2 separate regions of the Homo sapiens genome follow, and region 2 is linked to region 1. Evidence: chromatin contacts called from ENCODE Hi-C or POLR2A ChIA-PET data. All regions are on one chromosome and are shown on one strand. The core of a region is the stretch at or near the end of the contact, and the rest is flanking DNA. Distances in the headings are between cores, read along the strand shown. Region 1 overlaps LOC107986790 (a long non-coding RNA gene). Region 2 has its middle 35 kb from the start of MRPS24.

Region 1 (5,615 bases), core at 1,065-3,564:
CAGAAATCTCATTCTCAAGTATATTTTCATGAATATGTGTTCCAGAAGTCATATATACAAATATACTCATAGTAGCATTATTTGGTATTTCAAAATATTGGAAAAAACCTGATATTGATTGATGAGAGAATGAATTATTATTTAATGTAGAATATTTATTTAGTATGCAAAATACTCATTTCACTAGTGTATAATAAATTGTAGCTAAATGGAACAAAATGGATGAATCTTAGAAGTAATTATTCAGTTTAAAATGGTAAATAAATAAAATCAAATTACAGAGAACTAAATAAAGTATTGTGCCTTTTTCTAAGACTCAAGCACAAGTAAAGGGGAACAACATAATGTTTAAAGATCTACGCATACATAAAAGCTATGGATTTCTGTGCTATGGCTACCTCTGGTGCGGCAGGTGGTGGGGTTGTAAGACTCAGGTAACTCCAGTGAGACTAGGAAGATCTGAGTTCACAATTTGAGTGCTAGATTCACAGGTATTAATTTTGTTATTATGCTTATTACTTAAGAAAATATTACACAGATTCAACTATTATATGATAAAAGCAAGGCCATAAATAAGAAGATTTATTCTTTCTCAAAAGGGTGCTGGACTTTAAAAAATATTTACTAATTTTTGGTTCTACAATATCTTGAAAAAATATTAAATGCTTGGAAATTTAAATTTGCATTGCATGAAGATTTTCTTGTGTAAGCAGTCAATAATGTTACCTCTGAAGCTGTCAGTTGCACACCAGGGTGGGTATGAATTTATAGAAGTGGCTTCCTTTTGAAATTGTATTACAGTGTGCTCTGAAAGCTTCAGAGGCTACAGGGAGAAGGTGCCTTCTTTTTGATAGAGTATTAAATTTTCTGTGTTAAAACTATGGAAAACAATCTTCTTCTACATTCTCTTTTTGAAATTATTGATGCTTTGGGAACATAATTACCATTTCCCTTGTACATCCCATTTCTTAAAATAAAATCTTTTACAATAAAGATTTACCTGTTAGCCCAAATCTGTCAAAACCTAGTGTAATATTCTTTTTACATTCCCATAGTAAATACCAGCATACAAATTCATTTGAGTGTCATGATTATTCCACGGATCAATGAGTGTAACAGATTGTGTGAAGTTGGTATAAACTGCATTACCATTGAGGGTTTCTTTTTTAACATCTTCCACTTGGACAACGAAAGAAAAAAATAGCTCCATTATCTGAAATAAAATATAACATAGAATATAATTAAGATGATTATTAATGCTTTTTATTTACATATGTTTGACTTTCAAGCCATCTGGCATCCCAGCTCTCTGCTTTATTTTTCTTTTGCCCATATTTCCTTCCTTACTTATTGTTAACGTAGCTTTATCTTATCTATTGGTATTTGTGAATTTCCTTAAGTCTGTTTTAAGATTTCAGGGGTAAATGAATAAAATAACTGATAAAATAGGCATTGTTAACAGAAAAACCAGCTCTGTAAAATATTTTAAAGAGGTTTATTCTGAGCCAATATGAGTGACCATGGCGGGGGAACACAGTCTCAAGAGGTCCTGAGAAAGTGGGTTTTACTTTTTCACTTTTTTCAGTTGCACACCAGGGTGGGTATGAATTTATAAAAGTGGCTTCCTTTTGAAATTGTATCACAGTGTGCTCTGAAAGCTGCAGAGGGCTACAGGGAGAAGGTGCCTTGTTTGTGATAGAGTATTAAACTTTCTATGCTAAAACTATGGAAAGCAATCTTCCCCTGCATTCTCTTTTTGAAATTATTGATGCTTTGGGAACATAATTACCATTTCCCTTGCACATCCCATTTCTTAAAATAAGATGTTTTTACAATAAAGATTTAAAATATTGAGGGAGCTGGGTTGCAGTTGAGTATTATACCTTTCGGGGAGGCAAGAGTTACAGGCAAAGACATCAATATTTTGCAGGTCTGTTCAGCTAAAGACAGGGTCCTTGTCCGTCCCCGGGCCATGAAAATTTAGGCTCAAAGACGGTTTGAAGGGTGGGTAAGACAAAGTTTTATTCGGTGAAAAGTGGGGAGAAAAAGGGGGAAACAGGGATCCTCAACAAGTCAGAGTCCCTGCTAGAGTGCTTGCCGCCAGCGGCTTGAATTCCAGGTTCCACACAGAAGAGGAGGAGCTGGCTCCTCCCTGCTGCAAAGGATGTGAACTATTGTGGCTCCATCCCAGTGTGCAGGCCAGCTGGAGTTTCTCTGGGGACCCCCTCCCACCTGGCTGTCTCATTCCCCGCTCTAGAGAGGTACATCTAACTGCCATTAGAATAAGGATAAGGAAGAAGAGCGATCTTAACTGCCTCCTGCTGACAGGGGGCGCTGTTTTGGGGGAAGCCGCAGTCAGAGCTCCCTCAGAGGCCTATTTAAGGGTTCCCAGCAGAAAGGGTCGTCATCAGAGGCTCCTGTTGCATGACTGACTGTAGTTTGATGGCCTGAAGGCAAGAATAGACAAACCAGCTTATTAGAAAACATGTATCAAAACAAAACAAGGAGAGGGGTAAGAACAGCTCAAAAATTCCAAGGCCTTTTACCAGTTTGCACAAGGCCAAAAGCCCAACTGGTTAAGAAAAAACTTTACGCTTTTGCCAGCATGTCAGTCTTCTGGGTTCCCTTCCCCTGAGCCCATTCCTAAGCCAGCCAGGTTAAGGTTTGGGAAATTAATTCTTTCCAGTTTGGAGGATGTTTCTGAGGGGAGTGTCCCATAGTATGAAGACACAATTACCTATCAGTGAAGAGGACAGAGGAGGAGAAAGGAAAAAAAGAAGGTGTTTTTTTTTTTTAAAAGGAGTCCTAGAGGTTCAGGATGCATTCAAAAGGGGTACAGACTGAAGGCGAATGGCTACCCATCTAGAAAGAGGGGGGCAGGCATCCCTGGTTCCCTTCTCTTCCTAGAAGATACCCAAGGTATTGTGGGACAATCAAAGATGGGAGAGACCGAACAGAGTGAGTCCAGGAAAGGTCTTTATTAAAAGGTGATCACCTGGCTCAGTAGGACTAGCGTCCAGGAAAGTCTGAGCCCCGGACAAAGAAAACAGCCACTTTTTAAGCAGCCAGTGGCCGGGAACTATGTGATGCAGGAAGTGTACTTACAGAAGTGAGAGCAAAGGCAGTTGATCAGTCTTTTACATTTATTTATATTACATGTTTCACATCTTTGGGAAACCATTAACTGTATAAACCATTTCTGTGTCAACCTTGTAACTTTGCAGCTGTGCTAGGGAGGTGAAGCAGGAACTCGCTGAGCCTCAAGGAATGTGAAACTAGCAAGTACAGATAAGGCTCGCTGAGCACAAAAGGAAAAACAGGCAGTTAGTATTTTTCTCTAACTTACACTACGGGGTGGGGCTACACTACAGTTAGCTTTGGAAGGAAAAAGTAAACATTTTTGGTTGTCTTTGATTATACTTGTAAAATTCATAAATTCCTTCTTCAGAGGTACATGAGGGAGAGAGGGAAAAGCATCCTCTTTCCTCTTCCATCTTTGCATCCCCAAGTCCCAGCAACCTTGGCAGGTGCCACCTTGGGTGGAAGAGCGGCTTGCACCCATGAAGCAGGGGGCCTAGTGGGTGAGAATCATCCGCTCTTATCCACATATGCCCTATCTCCCCTGCTGCCAGCAGCCTTGGATTCCCTAGACCTCATTTATGCCACGGATATTAATGTGGTCTTTATCCATGAAACAGGAAGCCTGGGGTTGGCTTAATCGGCAGGAATCAGCCACGCTTACCTGTGTTGTGCCTTTTAATTTCTGTTATTGTCTGCCTCTGGATCCCTCAGATCCAGTTTTCTTTCCTAGGGCTTTGACCCGATGCTTGGAATTGAGTTTGGGACAAAAATGTGTCTCAGCGGGGGTTGCATGGACTTCTTATCATAAGCCGAATGCAAAAGTGAAGCTGTGGAACTGAGTCCTCCTCCAACAAGAGAGAAAAGGATGTCTTGTGACACACCCAGATAACTGGTAGCTATATTTATGCTTGACAGAATTTGGGTGCATGGTGCTTGGCTTTTGTTAGCTCCCTTGGTCTTACTTTCCCAAAAGGAAACCTCCGAGTGATGGGCATCCTATTTATTCCATTACCTGGCAGGATTTGTAGGATAATTGCTCAGAACTAGAATATTGATCTGAATTTCTACATTACCTATCCCCTTTGTTCTTTCTGAGCTGCAGCCAGGGATTGCTGGTTGGTTCATAGGAGCAAGCAGGGTTAGTCTAAAATGTAGGCAAAAACTTAAAAACAACGAATGAGTTTAGAATTTAATGACAAATGTTGACCCAGCAATCCCATTACTAGGTAAATACCCCAAGGATTATGAATCATTTTACTATAAAGATACATGCACATGTATGTTTATTGCGGCACTATTCACAATAGCAAAGACTTGGAACCAACCTAAATGTCCATCAACGATAGACTGGATAAAGAAAATGTGGCACATATACACCATGGAATACTATGCAGCCATAAAAAAGGATAAGTTCATGTCCTTTGCAGGGACATGGATGAAGCTGGAAACCATCATTCTCAGCAAACTAACACAAGGGAAGAAAACCAAACACCGCATGTTCTCACTCATAGGTGGGAACTGAACAATGAGAACACATGGACACAGGGAGGGGAATATCACACACCAGGGACTGTCAGGGGGTGCGGGCTAGGGGAGGGATAGCATTAGGAGAAATACCTAATGTAGGTGACAGGTTGATGGGTGCAGAAAATCACCATGGCACATGTATACCTATGTAACAAACCTGCATGTTCTGCACATGTACCCCAGAACTTAAAGTATAATAAAAAAAGAATTTAATGACAAATGTATAAGTTTTGAAACATGATTTCTCTCTCCAGTCCTCATTTTTGTTAAAAAAAAATCATCATAGGACTGAATGGTTTACAAAATAAATTTTAGTCTTATACTTGGCCTGATTATTTGCATAAAGTGCAGCAAGAATAATTCTTTCTAATTAGGCCTTTTAGATTGGCTTTGATGGAAGTTTGTTCCACAAGGAATCTCAGATAAGACCTTTTAAAACTGAGCCCAACCATGGGTTTGTATCCTCAAAACCCTGTGAGTTGGGTGATCCTTTCCTCTTAAGGTCCCATAATAAACTTGGAGCTCCTGGACCTGTTAGAAAGTGACATTCTTTACTGACCACAGGTCAAGAACCCTGTACACGGACTGCATAGACAAGGGTATGAGACCAGTTTCCTCACTGGGCTTTTATTGGCTCTGCAAGTCAAAATTGACTCCTTAAAGGGAAGCATACCCTTCCAGTCAAATCCTTGGTAAAATAACGACTTTCTCCAATTGTGTTCTGTTGCAAAAGAAAAATGGATTCTTATTGCACTGATGCAAACAATGATATTGCCATAAGAATATTCACAAATAGTTTCCAAATTCTAGAGGATTCAGGCAGAGAGAAACAAACGTGCTCCAAATTTTTATCACAGGAGTGTATAACTTACTTATTAAAGGCTGTAAATAGTTCAAAATAAGTTTCCTTGACTCTGAAAAAATAAAACAAGGATCAGAAATATTCCAAGCAAAGGTCAAAAAGATTTGCTTCAGCTTCCTGAGTTCAGTCCAGTTAGTTAATTCTT
Region 2 (5,615 bases), core at 1,791-4,290, 760 kb after region 1:
AGTTAAGACTGAAGTTTATTTTGTAAGCAAATCAGTTCTATCATGATTGTTTTTAATAAAAATGGGCACTGGAGAGAGAAAAATTGTGCTTCAAAAGAAAAACTATAGTACACTGTTGTTAGCTGTTCTTGAGGTTTTTTCTGCAGTTTAGACTAAATTCTAAATTCTTTATGGGTTAGAAGTCTCCAAACTAATGCTTTCAAATCTTTGCTTTTAAACTTGGGAATTGTACTCCTCATCCTAGGACTCATTATTTACCTTATAGTATGCTGTTCACATAAATACTGTACTAAAACTATAGATGAGAATACTAATGTTTTTACCTTGCAAGCCTTGGAAGCTCAACCATGCCTGCATGAGTATGCTCAGACAATTGCAAAGCAGTTCCACTCTTCCCACCTTGGGGTTCACTCTCATTCCCACTATGTCCCCTTTCAGCAGGAAGAAGCCAAAGTGATCAACAGCCTTTTCCCATCTTCATAGCCTACACCTTAAGATTGAGGTATTATAAAACCCAAAGGGAGGGATTGAAACTACCTTTGCAAAAGTATGGCTGAGACAGTGAAAGGGATCTAACTTAACTGACTCCATCTTGCTTCTAACCTCCAAGTTGTCCTTGTTCATTCCTGGGCATAGGCTGAACTAACTTTGGGAGAAACTTAGTTTATAGTTTAAACAAAGATGGTAACAGCCCTTTCCCAAAGCAGACCTCCTTCTTCCCTGGGGACTAGATTGCCTTCGTAGGACTAACATTAGCCACAAGATTAGAAATTATGGTTTAGGAGTCATGAAGCTGGAGGCTACAAAATTCTGACCCTCCCTAAACTGCTCCTAAGATCAGGGCTTGAGATATTTTGCAGACCCTGTACTTGATGGATCAGCTGGCATCACTCAGATCAATAAACTGGCTCACCTGATCTTGTGGCCCCCGACCCAGGAACTGACTCATCACAAGCAGACAGCTTTGACTCCCTATGATTTCATCCCTGACCAATCAGCACTCCTGGCTCACTGGCTTCCCCCCACCCACCAAGTTATCCTTAAAAACTCTGCTCCCCAGGCCAGGTGCAGTGGCTCATGCCTGTAATCCTAGCACTTTGGGAGGCCAAGGTGGGCGAATGCTGGGGGAGACTGATTTGAGTAATAATAAAACTCCAGTCTCCCCCATGGCCGGGCCTGTGTGAATTACTCTTTCTCTATTATAATTCCCTGTCTTGATGAATTGGCTCTTGTCTAGGCAGTGGGTAAGGTGAACCCCTTGGGCAGTTACAGTCTCTTTTGCTGACTTCTAGAAATTATATTAACTACCATTTATTAAGCAAGCTTTATGTTCCAGGCAAGGTGCTAAGAGTTTTACAGACCATATTTCTTTTTTTTCTTTTTTTTTTCTGAGACAGTTGAGACAGTCTCACTTCTTTTGCCCAGGCTGGAGGGTAGTGGCGTGTGGCTCACTGCGGCCTCAACCATCCAGGCACGAGCAGTCCTCCCATCTCAGCCTCCTGAGTAGCTGAGACTACAGGCATATGCCACCACACCATTTTTTTTTTTTTTGGTAGAGACAGGGTCTCATTATGTTGCCCAGGCTGGTCTTTAACTCCTGGGTTCAAGTGATCCTCCTGTCTTGGTTTACCAAAGTGCTGGGATCACAGGTGTGAGGCATTGTGCCCAGCCTACCTTCTCATTTTGAAAGCAATACAATACCAACTTTAATGGTAATACACTCTTATGTAATAAACAAAGACATTTACAAATATCAGAAACCCAGTTTTGAAACATTTGCATTAACTGTGACCTGAATCAACTTTTTTTTTTTTTCAGACAGAGTCTCACTCTATCGCCCAGGCTGGAGTGCAATGGCACGATCTTGGCTCACTGCAACCTCCATCTCCTGGGTTCAAGCAATTCTCCTGCCTCAGCCTCCCGTGTAGCTGGGATTACAGGTGCATGCCACTATGCTAATTTTTGTTCCAGACCAGCCTGGACAACATAATGAGACTCTACAAAATTAATTAATTAACTAATTAATTAAAAATGATGTTTCTAAAGAATGTAACTTACACACTATGTTGTTAACAGTGTTAACTCAGTGGATGAAAGTGGTTTGCCACACTCATGCATATAATAAATGACAAACATACTTGTTTGAAAGATGCTTCTTTGAAAGCTACTTAGTGGTCAAGCATGGTGGCTCATGCCTGTAATCCCAGCACTTTGGGAGGCCGAGGCAGGAGAATTGCTTGAGTCCAGGAGTTCAAGACCAGCCTAGGCAACATAACGATACTCTCTACAAAAAATTTAAAATTAGCAGAGTGTGGTGGCATAGTTCCAGAACTCTGGGAGGCTGAAGTGGAAGGATCACTTGAGTCCAGCAGTTCTAGGCTGCAGTGAGCTGTGATCATACCACTACACTCCGGCCTGGGTGACAGAGCTACAATATGTTATGAACAGTGTTATTTTAGTGAATGGAAGTAATGTATGTAGTGAAGCGTCTGAAGACACATGTTTAAATAATGTTTCAGATCTTATGGACAGCTGCAAACCATGTCATTCAGAATACACAATCTTCTCAAGTGCACATGGAACATTCTCCAAGATAGAGTATATATCAGGTCACAAAATAAGTCATAACAAATTAAGAAAACTGAAATCATAACAAGTATCTTTTCTGATCACAATGGTATAAAACTAGAAATCAATAATAGGAGTAATTTCAGAAAATTCACAAATATGTAGAATTTAAACAACATGCTCCTATACAACCAATGGGTCAAAGAATTATTTTTTTTTTTGAGATGGGGTCTCACTCCGTCACTCATACTGGAGTGCAGTGACATGATAGTGAGATGAGAAGTCTTCTTCCGATCAAAGGTTTTTCTTGATCGAAGAGTTTGTGGTCTCATGGGCTTCAAGGAATGAAGCTGTGGACCACAGTGGCAAGTGTTACAGCTCAATTAGAGAAACGTGTGGACCCAAAGAGTGTGTGGCAGCAAGATTTATTAAAGCGAAAGTGAATGTAAAGCAAAAGTGAAAGTAAAGCTTCCACGTGGTGGAAGGGGACCTGGAAGGGTTGCCCTGGCTTGAGTGTCTTATGCTTATATGCCCTTATGACTCCTTCCCTTTTCCTTTTCCTTTTCCTGTCCTATAGGATTAGCTTATTTTCTATCCGCTTGTGGGTTGGTGGGCCTGATTGGTTAAAAACATCACGCTGCAGCTAGAGCTTAAACTCCCTATATGATTGGTTGAAGTTTCAATCCCTTAGCTTGCAGCTATGACTCATTTTGGCTTAGGAGAAAGTCCCCTTTGATTGGTTGAAGTTTCAATCCCTTAGCTTGCAGCTATGACTCATTTTGGCTTAGGGAAAAGTCCCCTTAGGGAAGTCCCTATTGACCCAGGAAGTCCAGCCAACTTAGCCACTTAGTCGCTCAATAGCTCACCACAACCTCAACCTCCTGGGTCCAAGTGATCCCCCCACCTCAGCCTCCCCAGTAGCTTGGGACTACAGGCTCATACCACCACATCTGGCTTTTTGTATTTTTTGTAGAGAAGGGGTTTCACCATGTTGCCCAGGCTGGTCTCAAACTTCTGGGCTTAAGCAATCTGCCTGCCTTGGCCTCCCAAAGTGCTGGGATTACCGGTGTGTGCCACTGTGCCCAGCCTCAAAGAAGAAATTTAAAAATCTTTTGAGGCCGGGCACAGTGGCTCATGCCTGTAATCCCAGCAGTTTGGGAGGCCCAGGTGGGCGGGTCACCTGAGGTCAGGAGTTCAAGATGGCCAACATGGTAAAACACGGCCAACATGGTGAAACCCCATTTCTACTAAAAATACAAAAATTAGCCGGGTGCAGTGGCACACACTTGTAATCCCAGCTACTTGGGAGGCTGAGGCAGGAGAATCACTTGAACTGAGGAGGCAGAAGTTGCAGTGAGCCAAGATCGCACCACTGCACTCCAGCCTGGGTGACAGAGCAAGACCCTGTCTCCAAAACAAAAGAGGAATGTTGAAAAAAGAGTAATGTTTCTCAGCACGACAAAGACTATCTCTGACAAGCCCACAGCTAACATATTTAACTGTGAAAATATTTTTTCCTCTAAGATCAGGAACAAGACAAAGATGCCAACTCTCACCATGTCTATTCAATATAGTACTGGAAGTCCTAGCCACAACAATCAAGCAAGAAAAAGCATGACAGACATCCAGATAGGAAAGAAGTAGAAGAAAATTTTTAAATGCTACTTACAAAGTTTGTTGTGAACCGTGTAACTTCCATGTAAGGAAGTAATGAATGTAGTGAAGTGTTTGTAGTCATGTTAAACAGGCTTCTGAAATGTTATTTATATACTATTTTAAAAAGACGTTTCCACAAATGTTACTTATGCAGTGTGTTGTGAAAAGTATTACTTTGGTGAAGGAACGTGGTTACCATACTGAAATTGATGTAAAATATTGGTCCAAACTCCTGACATTCCCTGAAAAGATTTATGGGAATTTCTTTGCTCTCAAGAGATTAATAAGAAATGGAATGAAGCCGGGCACAGTGGCTCATGCCTGCAATCCCAGCACTTTGGGAGGCTGAGGTAGGCAGATCATTTGAGGTCAGGAGTTCAAGACCAGCCTGGCCAACATGGTGAAATCCCATCTCTGCTAAAGATACAAAAATTAGCCAGGCGTGGTGGCAGGCGCCTGTACTCCCAGCTACTCAGGAGGCTGAGAAAGGAGAATAGCCTGAATCCAGCCAGAAGATGTTGCAGTGAGCCAAGGTCAAACCACTGCACTCCAGCCTGGGCAACAGAGTGAGACTGTGTCTCAAAAAAACAAAAACAAAAAAATAAAAATAAAGAAAAAGAAATGGAATGAGATCCTAAACTCTAAAGCCATGCCAAAACAACCTTCCTTTGAGGATTCCAGCTGACTATATTATGGCTCATTCTCATGCACATTTTGAAACAGATGGGCAAATTCTATCAAGGAAAGTTCAGAGCTCAGATGGTCACTAAGAAAACTACAACCAACTATGCGGTTAACAAGCAAAATCTTCGAAGTTCTCTATCTCTCTATTTTATTTTTTTCCTGCCTACTTTCAATCTGCTGACTTTTCTGCTGGTGTTGAGATAAAAATCACTGCTTATGACATTTGAGCCAAGATTTTTTAAAAAAAGACTTAAAGCCATTTCAAATTAATGACTTTACAAATAACAGCTCCATGATAAACAACCTAGACACCTGAACTGTCCCTTTCGGAAATGTAAATTTAGGTTTGCCTGCCTAACAACTGTGTATGGTGACAAAACAGGTAATTGAAAGACTAATAGTCTAGAAGAATTACATAAATGTTTAGAAAAGTTAGGCTCTCAGATCAGACAGGTTAAAATCTTGAGCTCAGAGCCATAATGTAAGTATCAGTGTCTGGCATAAAAATTGCTTTATCTGCCACTCAAGGAGTTAGAAAAAAATTTTTAAATGCAGATAATCTTTTTCCCACCCACACTGGAGCAGGTGGTGAAGCAAAGTAGGTCTGAGGACTGGATTGCCATGTGGACACTGTGTTAATTTCTTTTTCTTTTCTTTTTCTTTCTTTCTTTTTTTTTTTTTCTGAGACTGAGTCTCACTCTGTCCCC

What was found. Hi-C counts contacts between places; a loop is a spot of excess contacts on that map. ChIA-PET counts read pairs that join two places held with the same protein, here RNA polymerase II (POLR2A). Pooled maps may share reads with other maps.
Region 2: a map of GM12878 shows a loop between it and region 1 (6-fold over the local background). The contact joins two enhancer-like sites. A Hi-C loop is called at or near these places in 1 of 168 maps with a recorded cell type or tissue (GM12878), 4 of 37 single-sample maps with no recorded cell type and 7 of 50 pooled maps. POLR2A ChIA-PET finds 5 or more read pairs at or near these places in 1 of 52 experiments (activated B cell).

Annotation. Positions count from the first base shown.
Region 1 is chr7:43,069,542-43,075,156 of GRCh38, forward strand. It overlaps LOC107986790 (a long non-coding RNA gene), which reads right to left. Exons shown (of 3, transcript XR_001745189.2): 2 at 2,313-2,447; 3 at 1-1,213. Among named protein-coding and RNA genes, the nearest start is that of HECW1, 40 kb to the right of the region's middle. RefSeq lists a silencer at 3,789-4,083. Within about 2 kb of position 2,315, at least 3 of the 41 ENCODE cell types and tissues checked have a DNase peak (open chromatin) inside an H3K27ac peak, as active enhancers do.
Region 2 is chr7:43,831,636-43,837,250 of GRCh38, forward strand. No RefSeq gene overlaps it. Among named protein-coding and RNA genes, the nearest start is that of MRPS24, 35 kb to the right of the region's middle. RefSeq lists enhancers at 2,931-3,050, 2,975-3,269, 3,181-3,550. Within about 2 kb of position 3,041, at least 6 of the 41 ENCODE cell types and tissues checked have a DNase peak (open chromatin) inside an H3K27ac peak, as active enhancers do.